Linked DNA regions of Homo sapiens: region 1 is linked to region 2. A link is a contact called in ENCODE Hi-C or POLR2A ChIA-PET data. All regions are on one chromosome and are shown on one strand. The core of a region is the stretch at or near the end of the contact, and the rest is flanking DNA. Distances in the headings are between cores, read along the strand shown.

Region 1 (6,007 bases), core at 61-2,560, 200 kb before region 2:
GGCAGGGGGAATAGCTTGGGCTCAGGAGTTCCTAGATCAGCCTGGGCAACACTTCGAGATCCCCATCTCTACTAAAAACACAAAAATTAGCCAGGCGTGGTGGAGGGTGCCTATAGTTCCAGCTACTCAGGAGGCTGAGGTGGGAGGATCGGGAGATCGAGGCCACAGTGGGCGGTGACGGGCCCACTACACTCCAGCCTGGGACCAAAAAAAAAGGAGGGGGGGGAATGAAATGAGTTACGTAAATGAGATTATATGGAGATTACAGTACATTTGCCTTTGATAATATAAGACTTGTTCTTGAGCATAGTCTGGGGAAAAAGCAACAAAGTAAAAGATACAGGAAAAAGGATGAGTGATGGGGCAAAATCTCCAAAAAGGTAGGAGAAGAGTCAAAGCTTTAGGCGGAGGGAAGAGAAGTAAGGTGGGAGGGAGAGAGACGGAATTAGAAAAACATTTGTTTAGGACAGTGAAAAATACCTCACTAAGAAGGGACAGTTGCAGATGCAGATAGGTCTTCTGACTCGTAGCCTCAACAACTAAATTAGGTTTAAGCTTCTTTCAGGCAGTGTCCATGTTTGACCATATATGCACAACTCATTCAAAAACAAAACTAGTACAACGCTTTGTTGGGAACTCAAATAAATGAATAAAAGCGCAACAAGTCAGTGAGATGCTGACGGGGGTTAGATGCTTTTCCATTTCACCCATCACCGCTGCTGCTCGAGCAGGCCCAAAAACTCTCCCAGGGACCCTGCGATGGGGCGGGGGTGCGAGCCAGCAATCAAAAACTTCCAGCGCTGGGGGTATCACTTTCACACCCGCTGTCCCGGCGAACACCGCACACCCACGCCGCAAGGGGGCGGGCCCCACCTCGGTCTTTGCGGGAGGGCGGCTCTGCCTTCCCGAGCACTGCAAAATCGCAGCAGGGTGGAGGGTCCGCCTGCAAAGCAGAGCGCGCAGGCCCGGGTTGCGGGGGCGAGCCCCTCCGGGAACGCGCGACCCGAGACGCCGCTGCCCTGGACACCGACGCGCCGCCTCAACGCGCGCCTCCACCGCCAGCCCCGGCCCGCCCCGCCTCACCGGTACCCATAACCGCTACCCCTCCTCCCACCGGCCACCCCAAGGATCTCCTACGCTGCTCCGGGCAGCGAGAACCGCAACGCCCGCTCACCTGACCAGGCCGTAACCCGCCGCACTGCCACCCCGTCAGCCCCGCAGCGACTCACGCCGAGCCCGGCAGTGACTCACGCAAAGCCCCGCCTCCTGCGCTTCCCCACAAGCCCCCGCGGCCTCGCCCCGCCCCCTTTAGCCTGGGCTTGAGCGCGCGCAGAAGTCAGCTTCGTGACTTCCTTCTCAGGATGGAACCAGCTTGGTGGCTTGAGGGTATGTAAAAGCAATATCTGAGCCTTCTGCCTGCTTCCAATATGACTAAGCTTAAAAGGAGATAACCCAAAAACTGCAGGATCATCCTGATTTTCTGATCTCCAAAACAATAAAACCTTGAATATTTCCCTGGACTCCCTTAAACAGTTTAATCCCTAATATTTACCTTGCTAATCTCTGACCTTTGTGACATTAATTTGTCTGACCTTTGTGAGTATAATAACCATGTGAGAAAGTTACTGTTTTTCCACCATGAACAGACTACTGTCAACCGGTAATCCTGGTAATTTTAGGGGATTTTTTTTTCCCTTTAAGTACTGGTTGGCAAACTAGTCCTTCCGTCTAACTCCTCGCATCTTTTGCAAGTAAACCCCTTTTCTAAGTGAATCTATCTCTGAGTCTTTCTTTGACATGTGCCAGTGTTACAATCTGTCTTTAGATATGCTCTGGCTTACAGAGAAAAAAGAACGAAACTTTTAACACTTTTTGCTTCTGCTTCCCGTGTGAGGGAGTCTTCGTTGCAATGACAACTCTTAAACGAAAGCAAAACAAAAATAATTGCAGAAGTCCACAGAAGCAAACACAAACAAATGAAACTTTCCATTTAAAACAGGACTGTAACCTCAAATATCCTCAAAATCCAGATCGGTGGTTCTCAGTCTTGACTGAGCTTTGGAATCACTTAGGGAGTATATACATATACACGTGTGTGTGTGTGTGTGTTTGTGTCTGTGTGTGTGTGTGTGTGTGTGTGTGTGTGTGTGTGTGTGTGTATACTGATTTCTGTGTCCTATCCCAGAGATTCTGATGTAACTAGTCTTGAGTGAAGCCAATCAGAATTTTTTAAAGCATAGGATACGGCTGTGCATTTGAAGCTGGAAGCCACTAACCCAGGCGCTGATCAATGAAGAACTAGGCTGGAGTGCTGTCTTACAAGGTCATATCATTAGCACATCCTTCCCATTGCTTAATTATTGGTATCTTTATATTTTAAAATCATAGTAGTCAAATCATTAAGTGTACGTCAAAATATTTACTAATGAAATGATTCTTTGGTTGTATTAGGGAGATAGAGAACTGACTTTTAATAATTTTTTTATTAAGTATTTAAAAGCAAATATTGATTTACTGGTGTTTTTAACAAAAGCAACCACATTTGTTTTATTAATTCTGACAGAGTTGATTGAGAAGAGAGATAAGGGGGCTAGCTGGCTGCTCTAGTAAAACCTCATAGACCCTTAGGTGACCCTGCTTTTCTCTCTCTTTTTCTCTCTCAAACCATACAATAATCAGAAGTAGCTTAGTGAATATAGAGTCAAAGTGAGAAAAGTTAATCAAATGGTTTTGATGGTCATCATCACCTAATTCTGAGGCTCCTGCTGTCCCACAAAACCTGTGCCTGCAATGGCAGCCTTCTCTCCTGTGAGCTCAGACCTAGGCCACCTTAAGTTCTTTCCTAGATTCCTTGCAGACCTCCCCACTTCTATTGGCAGTTATCTTTAAATGGATTTCAACAAAATGTGTAAATAATGCCTTTCTTTTAAGTCTCTTTTATTCATTTACTCCAGTCATCTCAATTGAACTTATCATTAATACCTGAAGAGTTATTTTCAAAGAGACAAACCTCTTTATGTGTTTTATGTGTTGCAGTTGTAATGGTCAGTGGAAATAAACAGGAGTGTTTATTATTGCAACAATAAAATGCTGCAATTAATGATTGTAAATGCTATTAATTTTAATATCCAAAACAATTATTGGGCTCTTTCAAATAGTTAAAGAGTCTGACAGTTAATGTAAATCTTAAGAAAGGAAGTATTAGCTAAGTAACTTTAGGAAGAAAATGAACCTTGGGACTTCCTGTTATGGAGATACTATGTTAAGTTTGGTTGCATGTGACAGAAAGCCCAAAATAAGAGTGGCTTAAACATGAAAGATTATTTTTCTTTCATGTAAAACTGAATATAAGCAATCCAGGATTAGTGTGACAGTTTCGGTGTGAGACCCAGGCTCCTTCCTGGCTGCTCTGTGATCTTCAGCATATGGCTTTCATTCATGGTTCAAGCTGGCTGCTCAAGCTCCCACGATCTTGTCTGAAATCCAGTCGGCAGAAAAGGGCAAGAGTGGGAATAACGGTACCCCCTGCCCATTAAGAATACTTCCTTTTGCATGCCATTGGTGAGGACATAGACACACGCCTACTTCTGGTTGCAAGGGAGGTCAAGAGTCTGTACTCTTGACAGTCATTTGTGTACCTAAAAACTGAGACTTCAGTGAATAAGGAAGAAGAGGAGAGCAGATACTGAGGGGTAACCAGCAGCCTCTGTCAGGGGTCTTAATAAATATTCTTTAAAAAATAATGAATGAATAAGTGAGTAGATACTACTAGAAATCCAGGCTCACTACAACATGAGGAAAAGGGTTGAATTTTGCAATCCTGATTCTGCTACTGACTAAGAATGTGGCTTAATCTGATCCTCAGTTGTCTAGGTAAAATTAAAGTGGTGAAGATAAAAATACCCACCAGAGTGAGAAAATGAATATAAAAGGACTACTTAGCACAGCTTGGGACATGGTAACAGCTTAACAAATGTTAGTTCTTACCTTTCTCTCCTGCAAAGCTAAGGCCCAGACCCTGGAATACAGTACTCTCTCCTGCATTTCTGTCTTTCTGTCTCCTACTGGACTACCTGGAAGACCTCTGAAGAGGCCTATGAAGAGCACAAGTACTGGGCACCAGTAGGTGAAGGTTAAGGCTGATAGCAGGGATAGTAAATTGCCTCTCCCAGTATAAAATTAAATCTGTATAATAAGTGAGACAATAATTACTATAAGAAAGACTAGCATGTTATTTCACATTCCTTATCTCACAACAATGGTAATATTATCCCCATTTGACTGGTGAGGAAACAATCTGAATAATTAAGAAATTTGCTCATATGGCCAGTAAGCAACAGAGCCTGGCTAGGTACCTGGGCAACATGACTTCAGAGCCTGTACCTGTTACCCCTGTGCTCTACTGACTCACTGTCTTGCCTATTGACTGTGAACATCTCTGGGAAAGGGCAGGACAAGGCCCTGTTTCATCTATCTGCAGGCTATAAACTTGCCCGAGGTATCTCTTCATACCTGACCGTTTTCTAGCATTGTGGCTTGAGTAATCTGTTTACAGATAAGAAGTCTTTTTCTGTATCTCTTTAGCATCTCCTCTTCCCCCAGTGTGGTCAACCTCTGCAACCACAGAAGCTACATCCAGAAATGTCCTTATACTCCTGTGTATTTGATAAAGGGGACTGGTTATTGGGGATGGGGACCACCAATCTCCATTTACCACCCCCCCACCGGCCGCCTCACTATCTGTATGCAATGATCCTTCCACTCTTCATATTACAGAATTCTCTTCCCCTCTTGGCTAGAGAGACTTAGTGAGTCAACAGAGACTTCACCCAGATACCACATTCTTCAAGCCATTCTGAAAAGACTCTAGAGCAAAAGTATCACTGCCAGCCCTGCTCTAGGGAAAAGGCAGGGAGACAGACATTGGAGGGAGGCCATATACAAAGAAGACACTCATTTCAAGTTTTCTTCAATGACTTTAATTGGAAACTTGAACCTTCTAAACCATAGTTCACACCCGGCTCTGTGGTACAGCATTTAGTTCTCAGTGGGGTTGGGGGACAAATGCATAATTGAGGTTAAAATAGGGAACTACAGTCTCTCTGGTCTCGTAGAGTTATTCAAATTATGGCTGCTGGATAAGGCTTAAAATAATTATGTTAATGACACCAAGCTATGGGTTCCTTCTTCTTCTGATGCTGAATCATCCTCCTATGAGGAGAACTCTTTCAAAAAAAAATTGGGGATCAAAATACAAGTCTGTGGCTGCACTAAACATCCACAAGTGGGAAACTTCTTGTTGCAGATACTGAGCTGGACACAAAAACACTCAGGCCTGGAGAAGGCCACCCCACCCCCAGCCCATTCACTGCACCAACCTATTACCCTTCTCCATTCAGCATTGGAGTTCTCCCAGACTCTGTTCTGAGAGGATCTAACTCTGGAAAAAACCAAAGGCCCTTGCTTGATTACTGTGGCCTTACTTCTTTGAGGACCCCAACACAGGGCTGAGTGGTAGTTTACAGAGCTGTGTATAATAACAGCCATTATAGTAATCTTGAATTTCTATCAGCTGTTCTTCCTAAGAACAACTGAAAACACCTTCACAGTAAAAATATCAGGGTTTGCCCTCTCACCAACCCCAAAAAGAGGAAAGTGGGCAAACCCCTTCCCTTTACATTAAAGGGAAGCATGAGGCCTGGTGAGGTCAAAGGACTTCTTCCTAGTTCCCCCACACATCAGGGCAGAGAGCTATGGAGGGTTCCTACCTTCTCTGCTTGGACTCTGTTTCTTAGTCAACATTGCCAAAATTCTAGAGGATAAAGGTTTGACTGTTTATCCACATTTTTCTAATTTGTACATTTTATCTCTTTCCCATGTGGGCACTTTGGGATTTAGGAATGCTTCTCATTGCTTTGAGATTTGGTGATCCCTTCCAGTCCTCTCCCTCTTCTCTCTAGTCCAGAGAAGATAGCACTTCAGTCTCGCAAGAGCCCTCATGCCCCTT
Region 2 (6,158 bases), core at 3,308-5,807:
TGGGCTTCTGCAAACCTGAGAGGGAGTCGTGGGTTTCCTCCTCACAGGCTATGACAGCTTGGCATGTTGATTAACCTCACAGAGACTCCATTTCCTCATTTGTAAAGGGAACATAACTGGTTCCTACCTCACAAGACCTAGTGATAGGTCTGGGAGGCACGTAGCACAGCACCTGTTACCAAGTGAGTGCTCAGTAAGTAGCTGAAGCTACAACTCCAGTACCAGCAGGTGGCACACACTGGATGTGTCACCAGCAAAGCCTCGGGCCTCATGGGTATTCCACAGTGCCTGGAATGTCCCACCTTGCATAACACCTCCAAGCTCCAGGTTGTCATCAGAAGGCCAGTGAGAGGCAGCAGCTTCTCAGGAACCAACTGCCGAGTCTGCACAGACTCCGCTTTCCCGCCGGTGCAGCTGCCCACACCCTGCTTAGGACCAGGACTCTCCCCTGTGCAGAATGAGGACTTTGTATGGCATCTGGTTCTGGGAACACCACTTAGTCTATTCCCTGGCACAGGACCTGCAGGGCAGGTTTGCAAAAGCATGACACACATTCCAACTCACAGAGTACTGACTGCTTCTGCCTTCCACTCCTGCTATTCACCAACCAGACACCCCCATCCTCTCCCAGCCAGCCTTGGGGTGGGGCGGTCTCACCACCTACCCCCCTTGCCCACAAGTCACTTCAAAGACATGACTTCCCAAGAGATCTTCACTTGCACTTTTCATTTGTTGGCAGTGAGAATGACTTCCTTCCTGGCAGAGTAACTGAGAGTCACTACATGGTCATCGTGGCGGCTCTGCTCCCTCCACGCCTATGCCCGATCACCCACAGGCTGGACCTCTGGGGATCCCACCCTTTGCATCTGGACCATGAGGACCCAGGACCCAGAAGGCAGGACAGTTTCTCTTCCACATGTCGCCACAGCGGGATGCAGGCACTGCCATCAACGCCTGTCACTTGGATTGAGCAAGAACAGCCTCTCCCCACCCTGGACCATTTCCCCAATAGTCAGACCAGACCAAAGAGGCAAACTCTAGTGTCTTTGGGAACTGACTCTGTCTCCTGCAATGCAGCTTCTCCCTGGCTTTGGCCTCCACTTTGCTTTTCATTTCCCCGGAACCTGATTATAGGTGACCTATGTCCTTTATCAGAGTGGGCGAGGTTTGCCTACCCTTGCCTTCCTGGCTGCTTACCTGCTTTACAGCCAGACTTTCTGTGGGATAGTGTGGTCCCCAGAGGTCTGGGAAGCTGGATGAGCAAAATGTGGAGGCTGTAGATATGGAGGAAGAGGGAAGAGGAAACGTGAGGCCCAGTCTTGGCTCCACTATGAACCCCAATTTCCCCAGGGGAAGCTGAAGAGGAGTTGGCAGACCTTCCTGTCCCTGTCTGAGGTTGGGGTGGGGCAGGAAAACCAAAGGTGAGGCCAGTCACAAGTCAAGGGTGAAGGGAAGTCACACGAGTGGTGGGCTGGGTCCCAGGACAGGGTGGCCGGGAGCAGTGCCGCCCCAGGGAAAAGACGAGAATTGGCTGATAACACCAGGGAGCAGGCTAGGGTGTCGGGGGCTGTCCTCAGAATTAAGCTACCCCTGTTTTCCCTTGAGCATTAAGCCTCCCCCAACCTTATCATCCCCTCATCACTGCTGTGACCTCTGCTGAGTTTGGAGTGATGATCACTAGGGTGATTAATATTCCATTTTTCCCTGGAAAGTTTGGGTTTATGTCCATTGTCCTGGTATAACCATGCATGGCATCCCCTTTCACTCTCAGAAGTATCCCAGTTTGCAAGATACATTACACAGGCACTCTTTCTAGCATATCTAGGAGGGCACTGACACAGGAAAAGGTTAGGGACAAATCAGAGGGAAGCAAAATGACAAGCAAGGCCTTGGTGGCCCAGAGTGGCAGCCAGGCTGGCTTCAGCCCAGCTGGATCCTCTCAGAACTGGACAATAGTGGAGGGAGAGCCTGAGAACTGCTGCCCACCCTGGGGCTCAAACTGTCTTGGAGTCAGGGGCCTGGTCTGGTGGGTTCTGCTTCCTGCTATCCCTCAGAGGGCCTGGAGTCATGCTGGGCACACAAGAGGCTCTTAATCAAATCTGGTCAATTCCTTATTTCCCTCTACCTGCATCCAAAACAGAATTGCAGCAGGGACAAATGGAAGCTGGAGCCCTGTAATTCTTTATTCAGCAACACACCAAATGTCATCTAGGTGGTCCTCCCGTCTCTGGCTCTCTGGCCCCTAGGACCTGACTGCTGCACAGGCAACAGCGAGTTTCTAGCAGAGGTTCCAGATGCCTATTCCAGCCAGGACAGCGGTGCCTCCTTAGGATGTGGGGTAAGGAATGAAACAATGGGAACTCCCTTTCGTGTCTTAGATAACCACCTGATGTAGTAGCCACCTGATGTAGCCCACTCGGTCCCAGGCCTTTCTCCATTCACAGCCTGGGCTTTGGACACCTGCTATCTGTTCTGGGGGTAGAGTGTAGGGGTTCAGGAGGTCCTCTCGGAGCTTCCTCTGGGGCTTAGTTACAAAAGAGATCAGTTTTGAGGTCAAATAGGGGAAGAATACTGAGAAACCATAAACACAAACTATCAGGGCACCCCAAACAGCACCCGACCTTCCATAATGTTTATACAAACAAAGTCTGATGGCCTCTGCCGAAGAGGAGTAAAGGGTTGGGAAGGCTTTCTAACTCTCATTTTTTCCCCTCCTTTCTTACCCCATTTTCTAGTCCCTCCTTTAGCTTGGTAAGGGTCCAAGTCACAGCTGATCAAGACCAGCCAAACCCAAAGCCATGGGACCCAGCCAGAGCATAGACTGTGAATTCCCCAGCTTTTTGCAGTTTGAGTCAGCCCCACAGCTGGATTGGCCTCCCAGGACTCTTCTCAAATAGGTCCAGAGAGGCTGCTGAGTGGGGGCCACGGACTCTGCAGGGAGGGCTACTTCTGTTCAACGATCTCTAGCACCCAAAACAAAAGCCAGGGAGAAATGTGCAGTCTTACTACCTTCTGGTCTGGCTGCATGCCAGCCCTGAGACTGTTTCAGAAAGACTCACAGTTCCCTCCAGCACTTGGACAGGGAAGGGACGGCAGGTCTCTCAACACACAACACTCTTAGTCCATAGAATTGAGGCTCCAATGTTCAGATAACCCATTTCTACCTCAGCAAATCACCCTCACTCCCTAGCCTGAGTTAAAGCCTTCTTTGCCAACACCATGACTTCTCTGGCCCCAGACTTTCCTAATTTCTTTTGCTCACCCCCTTCACTAGCAGAGATGGGCTGCTAATGAGACCACTAGGCAGAAATGGAAGGAAGGGCTGGAAAAGCCTGCAGTGCTGGGATGCACCTCCTTATCCCAGGAGAAAGATGAGATGTAGATTTATCATAAAGCCACTATCCCTTCACGGTCACCTCCTGCTAGAATCATCTCATAGCCATTCCATAAGCACTGCTGTGTTGGGTATCTGAGCCCCTGCCCATGAGGAAGACCACCTTCCAGCAGGGAGCTGGAGCAGAGCTGAACTCTGCCCAGGAGAGCTTCTGCAATGCTCAGAAAATGCCTGCCCAACTGCTTGCCTGGGCTCTGGCCCCTTTGGCTGCAACTGAGCCCAGACAGGAGGCTGACTCACTCACCGCACGCATAGAGGAGGAGGAGGAACAAGAGGAGGAGGAGGAGGAGGAGGAGAAGGAGGAGGAACTGTGAGAAGGGTCTGGGCTTGGAGACCTAAGGCTCCCCCAGCCCAGGCTAGGTCTCAGACTCTGGTCCCTGGGTGAAGAGAAGGAGGGGCAGTTGTACACTGGCCCTGGAGACCACAGGCTGTTCCCTCCTAGATACTTCTGAATCTTCCTCACCACCACCCACAGATCCAGGGCACCTCACTTTTCAAACAGAAACTACTCCTTGAGCCCCTTCCTCATTTAAATGCTTGCCCCTGAGTTCCTCTGAACATCTATTGACAGGCTGTCCTGAAAAAAAATAGGGCCAATTAGGTCTAAACTCATTGGTAGTTCAAAGAAAAGTAAAAAAAAAAAAAAAAAAAAAAAAATTACTTAAAAGACCCAACTCCACCATCACAGGTGACCATACCTGGGCCCTGTAAGACAATAAATAAGGTTACACACCCTCCACTCCAGCAGTTCTGAGCACCATCGACAGCCAATCGCTCCTTTTCTTATTCCTCCACTCCATGCCAAGGCGCCCCGACAGAAGAAGGAAACAAATACTTCTTGTTGCCCAAGTGCTAAGCACTGTGTTAGCGGAGCATTTCTCCTAAGCGCCGAGGATGTCGCTGCTCCCCTCGCCAGCCTGGCACGAACTTCAGCTTTCTCAAACCTCAGTGCCCCTTAGTGTCCCAGCCTCATGGCACGACAGCCCGGACCTCAGTAGCCAAGTTTACCGCTGAGACTTAGACTCTAATGCTCGCAGCCGGGCGCTCAGGCCCCGGTATCCCAGACGCCCCGACCCCGAGTCCCTATCCTGAGACCCCCTTTCCCGCTGCTCCCGGGTTCGCACCTGGTCCGGCCGGCGGGTGGACAAGCTGTTCCGCGCTCCCGGCGCACACGGCTCCGCTGCCGCCTTTTGACAAGCAGAGACAGCCCAGCACCTGGCCCCGCCTCTCGGTCAGGCCCCGCCCCGGCCCCGCCCCGCCCCTCCGCCCCGCCCACAGGTCCAGTCCTCTCTTGCCAGGAGCTCCGTTGGCGCTGCAACCATCTTGACTTGGAATCAACCACCCTATAGGCCACGCTGTAGCCTTAGATACTCTAACTCGTGAAATTTTCATCGACCGTCGTCCATAGGGCAAGGCACGCTTCTGCCCTCTGTGGGACAGAGTTGTCGATGATTATAGGTGCGGATACCCGCTTCAGCCTGTGTTAATCGGGGATGCAGCCCCCCACCCTTCCTGCCGTGGTTCTACCCAGCCTGCTGCGGACGCCTGAGCCAGGTGCGTCACCCCCACCTGGGCTGACCAGGCCAGGACTTCGTCGTCCGCGGGACGCTGGGGGGCGCCTGCCGACTGGCACCGGCGGCTAGCTCCGCACGAATGGGAAATCCCGGGCTCCGCTCGCCAACCTGTTACTGCTGCAGAACGCCAGGAAGCTCAGCCTGATCCCACAGATTAGGGTAAAATATCCCGGGGGGCCGAAGTGGAAACCGGAGTTGCGTCATTGCTCCCACCCGATATCACCTTGGCAGCGACCGCGGCTGACCACGTTCCCGGCCTGTCGCGAATCTCACCCAAGGGAGCTGAGTCTCAGCTTCCCTGGTCCCTGGTCCCGAGTTCCGCCTTCCCCCCCCGCCCCGTGGCATCGGCGTGAGGGGAAAAGATAAAGACTACCTCCTGAGACCTGGAATTGTGGATGGCTGCGGAAAACTCACCACAGGAAATTTTGGCTTAAAGTTATTCTCTGCTTCCCTTGACTGTGTGATAGGCACCGCTCTATCTGCTAGAGGACAGGTGAAAAAGATGGGGTTCCCTCTTCTTAGAACTCACTGTGCAGTGGGAGAATGTATAAATAAATAGTAATTACAACATAATCTTCTGGAATAGAAATGCTCACAAAATCATCCAGCAGTCGATGACCTCCTTTAGCCAGGGAAGATATTGCTATTCGCCTCTTACAGAGGAGGAAACCATGGCTCAGAGGGACAAGGTGAAAGGGTGGGAAATTGAGGCATAGAAAGTTTAAGTGATATGCCCAACATGACTCAGCTAATCAATGAAGGACTAGTGCTAGAGCCCAGCAAATCTGCTGGTGCAATGGTCTCTGAACCATTTCTGAGACAGCTATGCTGGACTACATCATAACCAGCCCCTCACAACTCAATAATAGGGTTAAAAGAAATAGACTGAGATTAAATAGAAGGAAGAACCTTCCAACAGTGAAGTTTGTTAAGCACTGCAACAGTTCATTATGGAGGTATCATGGCAACTTTCTGGGAAGACTTAAACAAAAGACAGAAGAGAGGCATAGCGTTTGATTGAACTTGGGAATGGACCATTTATTCTGAGAAACAGATGAAGTGCCCCTTTAGAGGTCCTGCCAGTCTGATGGATGGATTCTCTACCTGTAATGAAAGTAATAGGAAGGATCCCCTTGCCCAAAGCATCGTGGGAAAGCTAGCGGTGATTCTTGTGGGAAGAAAAGCATAAG

What was found. A loop is a pair of places that touch in the nucleus more often than their neighbours do. ChIA-PET counts read pairs that join two places held with the same protein, here RNA polymerase II (POLR2A). Pooled maps may share reads with other maps.
Region 1: a map of CD8-positive, alpha-beta T cell shows a loop between it and region 2 (15-fold over the local background). The contact joins the promoter of RPAP3-DT here to the promoter of VDR in region 2. A Hi-C loop is called at or near these places in 6 of 168 maps with a recorded cell type or tissue (B cell, CD8-positive, alpha-beta T cell, ascending aorta and 2 more) and 17 of 50 pooled maps. POLR2A ChIA-PET finds 5 or more read pairs at or near these places in 3 of 52 experiments (CD4-positive, alpha-beta T cell, Caco-2 and activated CD4-positive, alpha-beta T cell).

Annotation. Positions count from the first base shown.
Region 1 is chr12:47,704,778-47,710,784 of GRCh38, forward strand. RPAP3-DT (RPAP3 divergent transcript) reads left to right here and starts at 1,311. Exons shown (of 4, transcript NR_183480.1): 1 at 1,311-1,386. It overlaps RPAP3 (RNA polymerase II associated protein 3), which reads right to left and starts at 1,253. Exons shown (of 17, transcript NM_024604.3): 1 at 1,175-1,253. It overlaps ENDOU (endonuclease, poly(U) specific), which reads right to left. Exons shown (of 10, transcript NM_001172439.2): 10 at 4,957-6,007. RefSeq lists enhancers at 467-968, 969-1,468, 1,189-1,483, 1,415-1,564 and silencers at 715-804, 835-1,124, 1,195-1,274.
Region 2 is chr12:47,900,437-47,906,594 of GRCh38, forward strand. It overlaps VDR (vitamin D receptor), which reads right to left and starts at 4,558. Exons shown (of 10, transcript NM_000376.3): 1 at 4,519-4,558. RefSeq lists an enhancer at 2,968-3,167 and a silencer at 4,551-4,680.